Linked DNA regions of Homo sapiens: region 1 is linked to region 2. The links are chromatin contacts, found by Hi-C or POLR2A ChIA-PET in ENCODE. All regions are on one chromosome and are shown on one strand. The core of a region is the stretch at or near the end of the contact, and the rest is flanking DNA. Distances in the headings are between cores, read along the strand shown. Region 1 overlaps EBF1 (EBF transcription factor 1). Region 2 overlaps EBF1 (EBF transcription factor 1).

The links. Hi-C counts contacts between places; a loop is a spot of excess contacts on that map. ChIA-PET counts read pairs that join two places held with the same protein, here RNA polymerase II (POLR2A). Pooled maps may share reads with other maps.
Region 1: a map of B cell shows a loop between it and region 2 (5-fold over the local background). The contact joins two enhancer-like sites. A Hi-C loop is called at or near these places in 2 of 168 maps with a recorded cell type or tissue (B cell and OCI-LY7), 31 of 37 single-sample maps with no recorded cell type and 11 of 50 pooled maps. POLR2A ChIA-PET finds 5 or more read pairs at or near these places in 4 of 52 experiments (GM12878, OCI-LY7, activated B cell and 1 more).

Annotation. Positions count from the first base shown.
Region 1 is chr5:158,951,433-158,957,784 of GRCh38, reverse strand. The region is part of intron 6 of EBF1 (EBF transcription factor 1); the gene reads left to right. Among named protein-coding and RNA genes, the nearest start is that of EBF1, 150 kb to the left of the region's middle. RefSeq lists enhancers at 3,429-3,558, 5,231-5,888. Within about 2 kb of position 3,709, at least 5 of the 41 ENCODE cell types and tissues checked have a DNase peak (open chromatin) inside an H3K27ac peak, as active enhancers do; they include B cell, GM12878 and OCI-LY7, where a contact is called at or near this core.
Region 2 is chr5:158,816,983-158,822,823 of GRCh38, reverse strand. All of the region lies in intron 8 of EBF1 (EBF transcription factor 1), which reads left to right. Among named protein-coding and RNA genes, the nearest start is that of EBF1, 280 kb to the left of the region's middle. Within about 2 kb of position 3,608, at least 3 of the 41 ENCODE cell types and tissues checked have a DNase peak (open chromatin) inside an H3K27ac peak, as active enhancers do; they include B cell, GM12878 and OCI-LY7, where a contact is called at or near this core.

The sequences.
Region 1 (6,352 bases), core at 2,460-4,959, 130 kb before region 2:
GAAAAATATCATGCGGCCATAAAGGAACTATGAAATGTTTGGCAGAGGAAGCGTCCATGGCAGAATAGGGACAAAGGGAAATGGAGATTTTCTGATTCAGCCTCTGGTGCCAGACCCAAATAAAAAGAAGAGGCACATGCCATGGAACTATGGCTTACCTGAAACACCCTGGGTCAAGGAGCTTTGAAATGGTAGTGGCAGAGTTGGGACCATTTTTTTCTTGAACCTTGATTAACCAAGTGCTCTGGAGATAAAATGTTCAGAGAGTTCTAATATACTCACTTGCTACGTATTGTTTTCTACATTTAGCTACAACTGTTGATTCAGCATCTCCTATAGGCCAGATATTATGCCAGACCTAATTTGCAACAAAACAGATTTGGTTCCTGCCCTCTTGGGACTTCCTGCTTAGACCTGCCTCATCAATTTTCATTTCTTATGTGACTTAATCTTTGTCATTTAAATTCCAGTATTTTCTTGCATCCATGACAGTGCTTACCATTGTATTAATAATACCTTACAGAAAAGTCTGGTAAATATCTATAATTTTATTGGCTGTTCAAGTAATGTTTAAATTTATGAAGCCTCAGTTTTCTCATCTGTAAAATGGGGATAATAATGTCTATCTCACAGGGCGCTTGTGAAGAGTGAATGGTATAATGTATAGAAAGCACTCAGCAGAGAGCTTGGCACAGAGTTCTTAGTAATTGGGAGCTGCTAGCATTTTTCATTAGAAGTGTGGCTCACGCCTGTAATCCCAGCACTTTGGGAGGCCTAGACAGGTGGATCACAGGGTCAGGAGATCGAGACCATCTTGGCTAACACGGTGAAACCCGGTCTCTACTAAAAATACAAAAAATTAGCTGGGCGTGGTGGCAGGCGCCTGTAGTCCCAGCTACTCCGGAGGCTGAGGCAGGAGAATGGTGTGAACCCGGGAGGTGGAGTTTGCAGTGAGCCCAGATCGCGCCACTGCACTCCAGCCTGGGCGACAGAGCGAGACTCCATCTCAAAAAAAAAAAAAAAAAAAAAAGAAGTGTTGGTGGCAGAGGTAGTGGGAGTGGTAGTACATGCTTAACATCTAGAACCTTCTCTTCTGGTTAATTCCATTGGAACCTTTCTATAATATTTTCAATATTTTCAACTTCTTTTTTCTTTTAGTAAGTATGTCTTTCTCAAAGAATTAATTGTTTGGATGGTTGAAGATAACTTGGAAGACCTTAAGGTCGTGATTTCATGATTTGAAACAAATTGTCAAGAGCTATTTTAGAAGGAATATCTGAAAGTGTGCGTGCGTGTGTGTGTGTGCGTGTGTGTGTGTGTGTCTATGTGTGCGTGCATTCTAAGGTACATCCTGCAATTAAGCTTCCAGTTAAAAGTCCAGTTTTGAAAACCCTCTTGAACTTCTTTTTGAGTTCTCTTTCTTTTAATGGTTACAAATGTCCTTTCAGGGAAAGTTACTCTCAGCTCTCATTCTCCTCCTGGTGAAAAACATTCAGAGACCATTAGGCTGCATCTCAGTGAAAGGAAACTGCAGCATAGAACTTGATCTGAAAAGCCTGTGACACACCGTGTCGCTCCAAAGTAGAAGCCTCCTTGGTACTACAAGACTGTGGACTGGAGTGTGTTGCTGGAGTTTGACATGGGTTCAAATCTTGCCTTTGCCATTTATTAGCTTTGTGACCTTGGGCAAATTTCTAAATCTGAAAGACACACACACACACACACACACACACACACACACACACACACACACACATTTATATTTATTTAATTAATGCAGTATCTGGCATATTCAAGCAGGAGCTTGTAACAAATAAGTAACAACTGTAAGAAATAAGTATTTGTTGCATAAACAAAGCAATGGCCTGCAGGTACTCCTCCTTTGGTAAGCCATTGCTAAGCAACTCTTTGCTACTCTTCCTTTCAGCTGCTGGCTGAACCTGCAGCATCTTCTTGTGACTCCCCTCAATGGTAGCACACTTCTACTCTTTGAGGGTTGATCTGAGTTTCGGAAACAGCCAGCAGTAATTTGATAACGAGGCTGGTGTAAAACATCAGTCGATTAAAGATCATTTTAGATCAGAAATGATGCGTCCCTGTAAGGGAACTACTATATTGAGATGAACTCAAAACATTCTGCCTGGATTTCCAAGAAGAGCTGCAAATGCTCTCAAGCAGTCTTCCAAAGTGACAATTAAGAATGGGATGGAATTCATTTTGATGTCCAGCTCTGGTCTAAAAGTCAGTCACATTCCAGGTCTCACTCTGGCCCCTGTGCTCTGGAAAGAGAGGAGCAGTGAGATATGGCCATTGTTGATATGAAAAGCAGAAGGTGGAGGTCCCAGGCTGCTGAGTTAGCCCTCAGTTTGAATCCTGCGTCTGCTGTTTTTTAGCTCTAAGTCCTGAGGCCTCTAATATACATCTACTCTGCAATTACTTCTCTCTCTCTCTCTTTTTTTTTTAGATGGAGTTTCGCTCTTGTTGCCCATTCTGGAGTGCAGTGGTGCAATCTCGGCTCACTACAACCCCTGCCTCCCGGATTCAAGCGATTCTCTTGCCTCAGACTCCCAAGTAGCTGGGATTACAGGTGCCCGCCACCACTCCCGGCTGATTTTTGTATTTTTAGTAGAGATGGGGTTTCACCATGTTGGCCAGGCTGGTCTTGAACTCCTGACCTCGTGATCCGCCCTCCTCGGCCTCCCAAAGTGCTGGGATTACAGGCGTGAGCCACTGCGCCCGGCCCAATTACTTCTCTGTAATTTTTTTCCCCTGAGGATTGGTGGGGAAAAAAAATGCTTGGCACATAACACTCCATGTTAAGTTTCAGGATTATTTCTTCTTTTTACATTATTTTAGTTTTTTGTTCATATGTACTCAGGGCTCACACTTTGCTTGGCTCCGTAAGTCCTAGAGAAAAATGGTATGAGAAATGAATTCACATGAAGCATTAGTGCCTTAGTCTCTTACTGTTTTTACCTTTCCCGTGAATATTTGTGCTTACAAAATGGTGTCCAGAAAGGCAGTGCCTCAGCGAGATAAATATGTTTCTAATCTTAGCATCTTGGGCAGAGTGAGGCTGGCATCTGAGGTCAGGGAGGCCACAGGGCCACGCTACTGACCGCATTGGTAACAGACTCCATTAGGTTGACAGAAAGGTTAAGGTTCCTGGAATCTGTCTCTAAATTCTCCGTACCCCCTCATTAGGTTAGAAGCCAATGCCAATACAAGTAACCAATACCAAACCCTCTCTTGCTTACAGAGGCATTATTAAGTTGGGGGCACCCTAAGAACAATTCATTGCAAATAATTGTTGGCACATTTATTCTCATGGCACAACTTTCAAAAGCAAATTAATTATAAACTGGTTGCAATTTAATTCAGTTTGTCTGGATTATGTGTTTGCAAGGCCTAGAGTACATTTGGCACCGTTGCTGGCACATTTGGATTTTAATGTCTTTGACAAGCCACAGCTTCCTTGGCCTGGGTAAACGGCCTACTGCCATACTGTCATTTAACTAGATTGCGTCAGAGTGACTCTTTAGCTTCGCGGTGGGTCTTCAGTTTACAACCTCCACGCCACCCCATCAGCCGCACGGGCATAGATCTCAACATGTATCAGGAAACTGGAAGAAAGCTGTGAACAGAATACTCTGAGAAAATGATGGTTAATCGTGTAGAAAAGTTTAACTATTTGCATCAGCACAATATTACACAGGCACATACGACTTTCAGTTCCCTAAACCTGAGAAAAGGTTTAACAACATTGTGTGAAATCTGACATCTTGCTATTCATATAAATGTGAAAGGCAGATTGGGAAAAATACAGTAAAATCCCCGCTTTTGTGCAGAGAATGGTGCATATTTTTCCCCTAATTATGGAAGGTAGCCTTTTATTTCTTCTGAATTCATTCATTTCTGAGCCTGTGTTTTCAGCTTGCTTATGAAACTCAATTATAAAACCAGGGTTAAAAATTAAGTCAAGTCACAGGCTATACTCCTCTTTGATTCTGGGGCTCCTGAGAACTTCCAGCCCTCTGCCACTGGCTTGAAAAATCTCTACCCTTACAAATCTCTCAAGCTTTCATGCACCTCTCCTACACAGCAGATTAATTAAGGAAAAAGATGGAAAACTCCTGGCACCATTTTATCTTTCCAAACTGTGATTTGCCTCTTCCCCCTAAATCTTCCCTTCCCTCTCTTCTGCTCCTTTCTCAAAAAGAAAGTGTATGATTGTCAACTTTCTGAGTTCAAGACAGTGGAGGATTAAACTGGCCTTACTGAGATTTGAACTTGTGACTCAAGTCATTGGATTTTGTGAAAGAGGCCCAAACTCTCCGGACTGGACAGGTTACAGCTCCGGTTTCTGTCCCTCTGCTGCCTTTTCCTGGGTAGCATGATGATCTCTGGCATTTATCTATCTATGAGGCTTGCAAAATCGCGGCCTGTCATAATGGTAAATAAAATGTGTTAAAGTTAATATGAAGAAGAAAGGAGCAATTACAACTGCTTAAAACAGTCTTCAAATATACTTAAGCAGAGGTTTGCCACGTAAACACACAATTAAAGCAGGAATTTGTGATGGATGCAAGGGTTTGACGGTCCCAGACATACTGTTTACTGGTGTAGTTAGCAGATGGATAAGTCAACTGATCCCAGATGTGCAGCTTATAAATATAAACTCATGTCTTACTAGTGATGTATGTCTGCAAGTAGCAACAAATTACTTTCTATTTAACTCTTGACTGTTTACTAGGGGGAGCTTTGTAATGCTCACTTGCTTAAAAAAAAAAAAGGATTTTTAAACAAGTTTCCTCTTTTAAAAGTGGTAACCAAATATCTAAAAAAAAGGTACTTTGGTGCAGAAGTTGTTTTAAAGGACAGGTTTAAATAGGCTTACTTTTTTCTTTTAAGTTCAGATACCTAAGCCTTATGTCCCTAGCCGCAGTTTTCAGATATTTGCAGCTAATTAATTCTTAGGAAATCTAATCTGAATTGAATTAATTTTCCCTTTTAGGGCACACGAAGCAACTTTTAGGTAAGAAAAAAAATGAAAACAGCTTTTGTTGCACATAATTCTTGCAACTAATGAAAAGTAATATTGCTGTTCCCTTCAAATAATGCAATAACAAAACACCAAATGAGAGCATTGCATTGTATTGTTATATTTGCTGTTTAAATAATTTAGCTGCAAAAATCTGAGGGCTGCTTTAGCTGTAATTAATTATTCATTAATGACATGCTAATTGCACAATACCTTTGAATATTTAACAAAATGCAAAAACCAGGCTCTGAAGTTATGTTTTTAGTGCAAGGGGGAGAAGATTCTTTAGTCCATCACTGTACCAGGAGGACAAAAAAAAAGTCCTTTTTCAGATGCGAGGTAAAGTAGTAGTAGTGGCCTACTTTCCATTCACCATCTCAGTCACCCTTTGTGCCGTGGAATATAATGTCCTTATCTAGACTTAACAATTGACAGGGTGGTAAATCCCTTGACTTTTGTCCAAATGATTTCTCTACAAAAATGGGTTAATTATCGCCTTTCCCTAGCTTTTTGACTAACAAAAGGCCCTGGATCTCTTTTTTCCTTTCTTTCCTATTTACTGTAAGGAGCTCTTTGAAATGTGATAGTTTAATCGGCAACACCTTCTACAGGGGGAATACTGAGAGGCCGGCCTGGCCCTGCCTGGAGCTCAGGTTGCTCTGTGAACATTACCGTGGTTAGGAGATATGACCTTTATTATGCCAAAGCCATCCTGGACTTTCAGGATGAAAAACTCCTGAGTGCTCGGTAGTCGACTTCATTTGTTTCTGCTAATAAAAGCTGGCGGGTTTTTAACAGTGTCTTTTAGTGGGTGGGATGACTAAAGGGCACAGTGTTGAACTGGCTTAGCTGTGTTTCACTAATTCCCTGCAAGACAGCGAGTTTGCATCTTTCTGTGTCCTGTCTCTGTTTCCAAGCCTGAAAGCTCCTCATTGTCTCTGACCTGTAAGTCAGGGATACTCTTCGTAGTGGATAAGCAGAGAAGAGGACTGGCTTTTTTTCTTTTTATTTGTCATTATCACCCTCTTGGTCCCAATCAGAGAATCACCAGCCCCTAATTTAGTACAAGGCAGTGAGCTGTGTGGCAGCTTGTCCTTGTGGTTGAGAATATATTTCATGCACTAGGGCCTACTTAGTCATATTTTGCATTTGACTGCCATTACTATTAATGGCATTTATGAATGCACATTGGCGGGAAGAAGACCCCATTGAATCTGTGCATTATCAGAGATTGGGGAATTAGCATACTCCGTGTCTGGTTCATGATGGATTTTACTGTGCTGTGGAAATACTTAGCAATTAAATGAGAAA
Region 2 (5,841 bases), core at 2,359-4,858:
CCACACAATTTGGTATCACTAAAATTGTGATATATTTGACATGTTTATAATTGACCATTGAGGTTTTATAATGAACCCATCCTCTTTACCACCCTCCTGGTGTATCTCTGTGACCACCTGTTGAACTTCATTTGGAGATCAGGTTCAATGTCGAGGTTGGAGGTGCTTTCTGAATATGAAGCCCAGACCAAATGTCCCTCCTGTGCCCTGTACCTAACTCTTACCTCTTCACCATGTGATAGAACTTGCTGTCTGTAAGTAGACTTTGGTAGGGAGAAATCCCATTTGTCTTGAGAATTATGGCTAATCAGTGGTGCCTTTGAGAGGACTGAAGGAAACCAGATAAAAATTTGAATCAAGGAAAGTGAATGCCACTCAGAAGAACCATGGGTTGGGTTAGGGGCACGCCTGAATTTTTCAGTGCTGCATGTGTGTGTGTAATATATCCACTCTTCCTCCTCTCCACTCATCCATCCATCCGTTCATCTATCTATCCATCTATCCATCTATCCATCCATCCATCCATCCATCCATCCATCCATCCATCCATCCATCCGTCCATCCGTCCATCCAAGAATGAGTGACTGAGGCTCTGCTGGATACCAGTCACCATATTAGACTTTCTTCAATTGCCTCAAACTCTCAACCCATTTCCCTCACTTCCCTTTCCAGTTTGCTAGGGTCAGCAAGATTCTTTTCAGAACACTACCACACAAATGATCACCTGATTGCCTGCTTTTTTCCATGGGCCAGGAGTTGCCCATAATTTACAAGGTAGAAAACTCCCTTCTCTGCCAGCATCCCAATTTAATAAACACGCCACTCTCATCATTTTTGCCTGGCTTTTTCCCCTGTGCTTATGGAACACACGAACTGTACTTTTTATTAATTAGCCAGATGTAATGCTCTTAGAAGGGATTCTTCACCACATCCAGTTTTACAGTCTTTTTAAAGTAAACCATCATCTTTCAAAAGCTGCTTCTTTATGGTTTCATTAGTGCTGAGATGGATGGATATTACATTTTGCAGGAGGCCATTTCAAACACCTGCTCATGATTACATTCCTAGTTCCATTTCTGTACTTAAAATTATTCTGATCCTCACTTTACAGTAATGTTGTCTTTATAATACCCTTGGAGTCACTTAAGGCATTGTGTGACTAGAGGTGTTTAGGTGAAAGGAGGAAGAAAAAATTAGGGAAATACTCAGTGGGCATGATTTGGAGAGTGCTGCTTAAGGATTGAAGTTATGTTTTTGACTGTGGGTGGTTAGTTGCAATAGGTACTGCCCAGTCTGGTGACAGACTTGACTGTCAGTTTGAAATCTGGGTTCACACTTTCAAAATATGCTCAGGCCACACCCAGCTCCTATTTCTGCTCTTGGGAAGCCAGTGAGAAAGCTCCTGACACCAGGCAAATTATCCCTCCAACAAAAACCAAAAGCAAACATAGAATATAGCCTTCTCTAAAGGATCCCTCTAGGCAATGAGGATCAGTAACGTTATTTTGCAGCATGATAAAGGACTAGGTCTTGAAATAGGTACCAGGAACCCCAAATTCAATTTAGTTTCACTCTGGCCTCTATTTGACCTTGGACAAATCGCTTTAGCTTTTGGGATCCTTGATTTCCTCCTTGTTAAAATGAAGGTGATGATCTGTAGGAGAGTTTAAAAAAAAATCTGTGCTTTGGGTGGGGGCAGGTAATGTAGATAGGGAAGTGGGCTGGGTGGAGGCTGAGAAGACAGGCAAGTACACGCTCTGGTGCCCCTCGGCCCCAGCCAGTTGTTGCTAAGGGGAATGAGAGCCCAAGTGGGGCCAGATGTTCCAGTTTGGCAACAGTGAATTTTTAATTGTTGGTAACTAATTACAAAATTTTTGGACACTGAAGGGAGGAGAGGGGGAAAAAAGCCACTTAGGAAGAATGCAGCCACAGGTCAACAGTTTGAGACCTCTGGATCAACACAGCTCTAAGCTTCCTCCCAGCTCAGATATTCCCTCTTCTAAGAGTGTTAATATTTCAGTTGGGGTGTCATATTATTCTAAGTTTTAAAGTCAGCATTTTATTCACCTGCTTCAGTTTATGAGTCCACAGATGGCCATATTACTATATTTTTCAAAAAATGGTGACATTTCACTGTGTAAGTGGTTGGCCATCCTTGGGGACATAGGTATGTCCTATTTCCTTCAGCAAGGGGCTTTGCCTTCACCGAAGCCTTATTTCACTTCTCTCCAGTGGAAAGAAAGGGTAGACATGTTCAAATTCTTAGTAATGACAATAGCATAGAAATCTGCTTCTCTGCAGAGTGAGTCAACCAACCACACAAAACCACCCACTCATTTAGACACTTCAGGCTGACACATAAATATCTACTCAGCAAAGGATGACTATTGAACTCTTTCATTGGTAATGTGTGGGAGTGGACCTAGATGCTAATTCATGTTGATGTGAGGGTAATACTTTATTTTGCTGTTGAAAAGTCCTATTTCAAAATGCTCTGTTTAAAAGACTTTGAGAATCATACACCCTCATCCCTCTGTGTCTCCGCTCCCACCCCCCACCGCCTTCAAACAGCTACCGCATGGTGAGACGGCAAAGCATGTTCTCCTCTTGTGACCTGTGGGAACCTACGTTCTCCCCCATTCTGGACTTTTTACCATCTAATTTACAGGTAGCCTGAATTATTTTGGGCTATTCTGCAAATCTCTATTTATATCCTGCTTGTCAGACTGTTGGAGGAAGTTTCCTTTTGTGGCTCACCTTTCTGTGTATAAGTAGAGACAGAGATCGTGCTTTACATTCATGCATGGGCTTTCTTATGTGACCCATGGACTCGCAAACCCCTGTGCTCTGATAAATGACCCTGTAATTCAAGTATGAGAGTTGACAAAGGCAAATTTATTTCATAGACTCTTGCATGGTCCAAAGATAGTGAATCCTGGCATGCTATAGATCGTGGAAAATGGTCTTCCCCCGTACTTTCTCTTCATTCATAAATACCAAGATTTTCTTTGGCTGGATATTTATGGGACCATTTAGCCTAGTGAGGTTTCTTCTTTAAGCAATAGCTTTATGGAAGATGTACAGTCGTGGAGACAGGCAGCCTCAAAATGTAACTGCTCTCTCAGTTCCAATTTTTGAAAAAGCATGAGCTCGGGATGAAAGGAGCTGAGTGGCTGCCACAAGGCTATGTTCAGCGCTACCCTGTGTACTTGCCTTGTCTTCCAGTCATTTGGGCAAGTTCATGAAGACTGTGTTCTGGGGAGTCATTGAGGGGCCTGAGGAGTGTTGCTATTGGCATTGTTGTTCCCCTGAGTTCCAGGTTGTGTTTACTTGAATTCAAGGCCAACTGTGGCATCAGTTTCTCTGTTTCTTCCCCCTGTGGCAAAATGCGGTGCCCTCACAACACTGTGGTGCAGAGCCCCTGTCAGCTTGCATGCGCTAACACTTTATTATCTAATGATCTAATATGCAACAAGGCAAAGTGCCCGTGCTCATCATTCTGACATAGAATGCCGGGAGAAGTGACTAAATTACTTTATGTACCATTAGCGCTTGCAGCTATGGTGAACTCACAGGCAGCATTTATGCAAATGCCTGTGAATACACTCTAGTGGCTTTGTCAGGAAACCATCTGACAAGCAGTTTAAATGCTCATTTTTTTAAAGGGGATATATGTATTTTTTTATTTTGGTGTGCATGTGTTTTTCTCCTTTCCTCTCTTCTTTTTCTTTCCCTTCTCCCCTTTTTGGGCTTTTGGAGGACTTGCCTCCTCCATGGTGACTAGAGAAATGTGAGCACGTTCTAGAGCTCACCCACCAGTAGGAGCCATTTCCAGGAGTGGGATTAAGTCCCCAGTAGGGTATTCTTTAGATCTAGTTTTTTTTTTTTTTGTTATTGTTTTGAATATGTGCATCCTTCATATTTATTTGGAAAAAAAAACAATGGAACTATTAGTCAAGAGTTTTTAGAATATAAACATGTTAGTGTTCATGAGCTCTGACCTGGGGTCCTACTTATTTTTTTAGATTGAAGATAGATTCTTTAAAACATACTCAGTTTTTAAAAATGGAAAATGATTGAAATTTAGCTTTTGTGGGCATCAGATACAAATCAATTAAATTTCCCTTCAAAGTTATAATAAAGACTGCAACATAAAACATAAATGTGCCAAGATTTCAAGATAAATAAAAACAATAGTGGAGTTTGGTCACACTCAAAGTATTTTGAAGAATAAATACTGATGATAGACTCACTGGGCCCATCTCCTGGCTGTAATTATAGCTTTGGAGAAATAGAGTCAGGTGTTCACCACCACCAGTGAATTCTGACCTTTTGGTTGCAGTGTCACATTACAACTGTCCCTGACAATATGGTGGTGTTCTTGATCTTTAGCATATGACCTTCTATAATCCTTTTGATCCAGACAGAGGCAGTTTTTGCTTCTGTCAGTTGCCCCTGGGTGTCCAGCACCATTGACTTCCTGTGACCAGCTGCATTTAAATGTGTTTTTCATTTGTTTGGTTTTTTTGTTTGTTTGTTTTCATGTTTTTACGGAAATGTGGAGAAAGATGGTTTGAGCTTGGAGAGACTACCTCAAATTGAGCCTGTCTCTTTTCCCTTCTGTATAATATGGTCCTAACAAGAGGATAGAAGGAGGATCAGGCTCTCTGGCTGAAGTGGCCCTGGGAAGGTCACTTTGCTTCTGTGGGCCTCAGTTTTGTATGTCCAGTGAGAGCCAGGTGGGGTCCTCTCTAGGCTTCCTTTTAGCATGTACTATTTTATGGTGCTCTGAACTAAAGCTATTGGCACATGACTTTCTGCAGGAGGTGACTTTGGAGAAATAGAGCTTCCTGGGAACAGAGAAATCCACTGGCATTTTCTAATAGAACCCTTCCTCTGGATCTCCAGCCAAGGGATAAGGTGTCAATAAGGTGGACTTGAAATCGCTCATTCATACTAAGCAGGCACTACATGCCAGACATTAAGCTAGGTGCAGTAGGATAATGCAGACTCAGTCCTTGTCTTCACAGAATATATGATGTGAATAGAGAGGAGAGGTACTAAGCAAAATTAGAGTGGTGCATCAAAGGGGGACCACAAAAGCAGAGGAGAGTAATGAAGTGTCAGGGAAGCCTTGTTTCAGGAAATCTCATTTATGCCAAAACCGAAGAGATGAGTAGGTTTTTACTAGGTGTCTTAGTCTGTTTTCTGTTGCTTTAACAGACTGGGTAATTTTTGAGGAAAAGGAGTTTATGTCTTACGGTTCTGGAGGCTGGGAAGTCCAAGGGCATGATGCCAGCACTGGTGAGGGCTTCCAGGCTGCATCATCCTATTGTGGAAAGGTGAAAAGGCAAGCAAGTGTGGGTGAAGAGAGCTCACTTTTATAACTAACCCACTCCCACAATAATGGAATTAGTTTGTTCAGGAAGGTAGAGCCCCCATGACCTAATCACTTCTTAAAGGTCCTACCTCGTAATACTGTTGAAACTGCAATTACATTTCAACATGAATTTTAGTAGGGACATTGAACCATTCATCTATTCAAACCATAGCACTAGGCAAAGGGGACAAAAAAAAAAATTGCCAGGTATAGGAAACTGTGTGCAAGGGTTGTTTTGCTTAGGTGAATTCCAGGAACAAAAGGAGACTGAGAGGGCTCCTGTTGCGCCCAGGCAAGGGAGGAGTGGCAGGAGATGAGACTAGGGTGGCTGTGAGGGCTACATCATGCAGGCCAAAGTGGGCTGGTCAGGCCATGGTCTTGGTGGCAATTGCGAAGTGGGGAGGAGGTCAAGCAGGGCTTTGATGAACTCAGTTTCAATTACATGGGCTCCTCAGATCCGG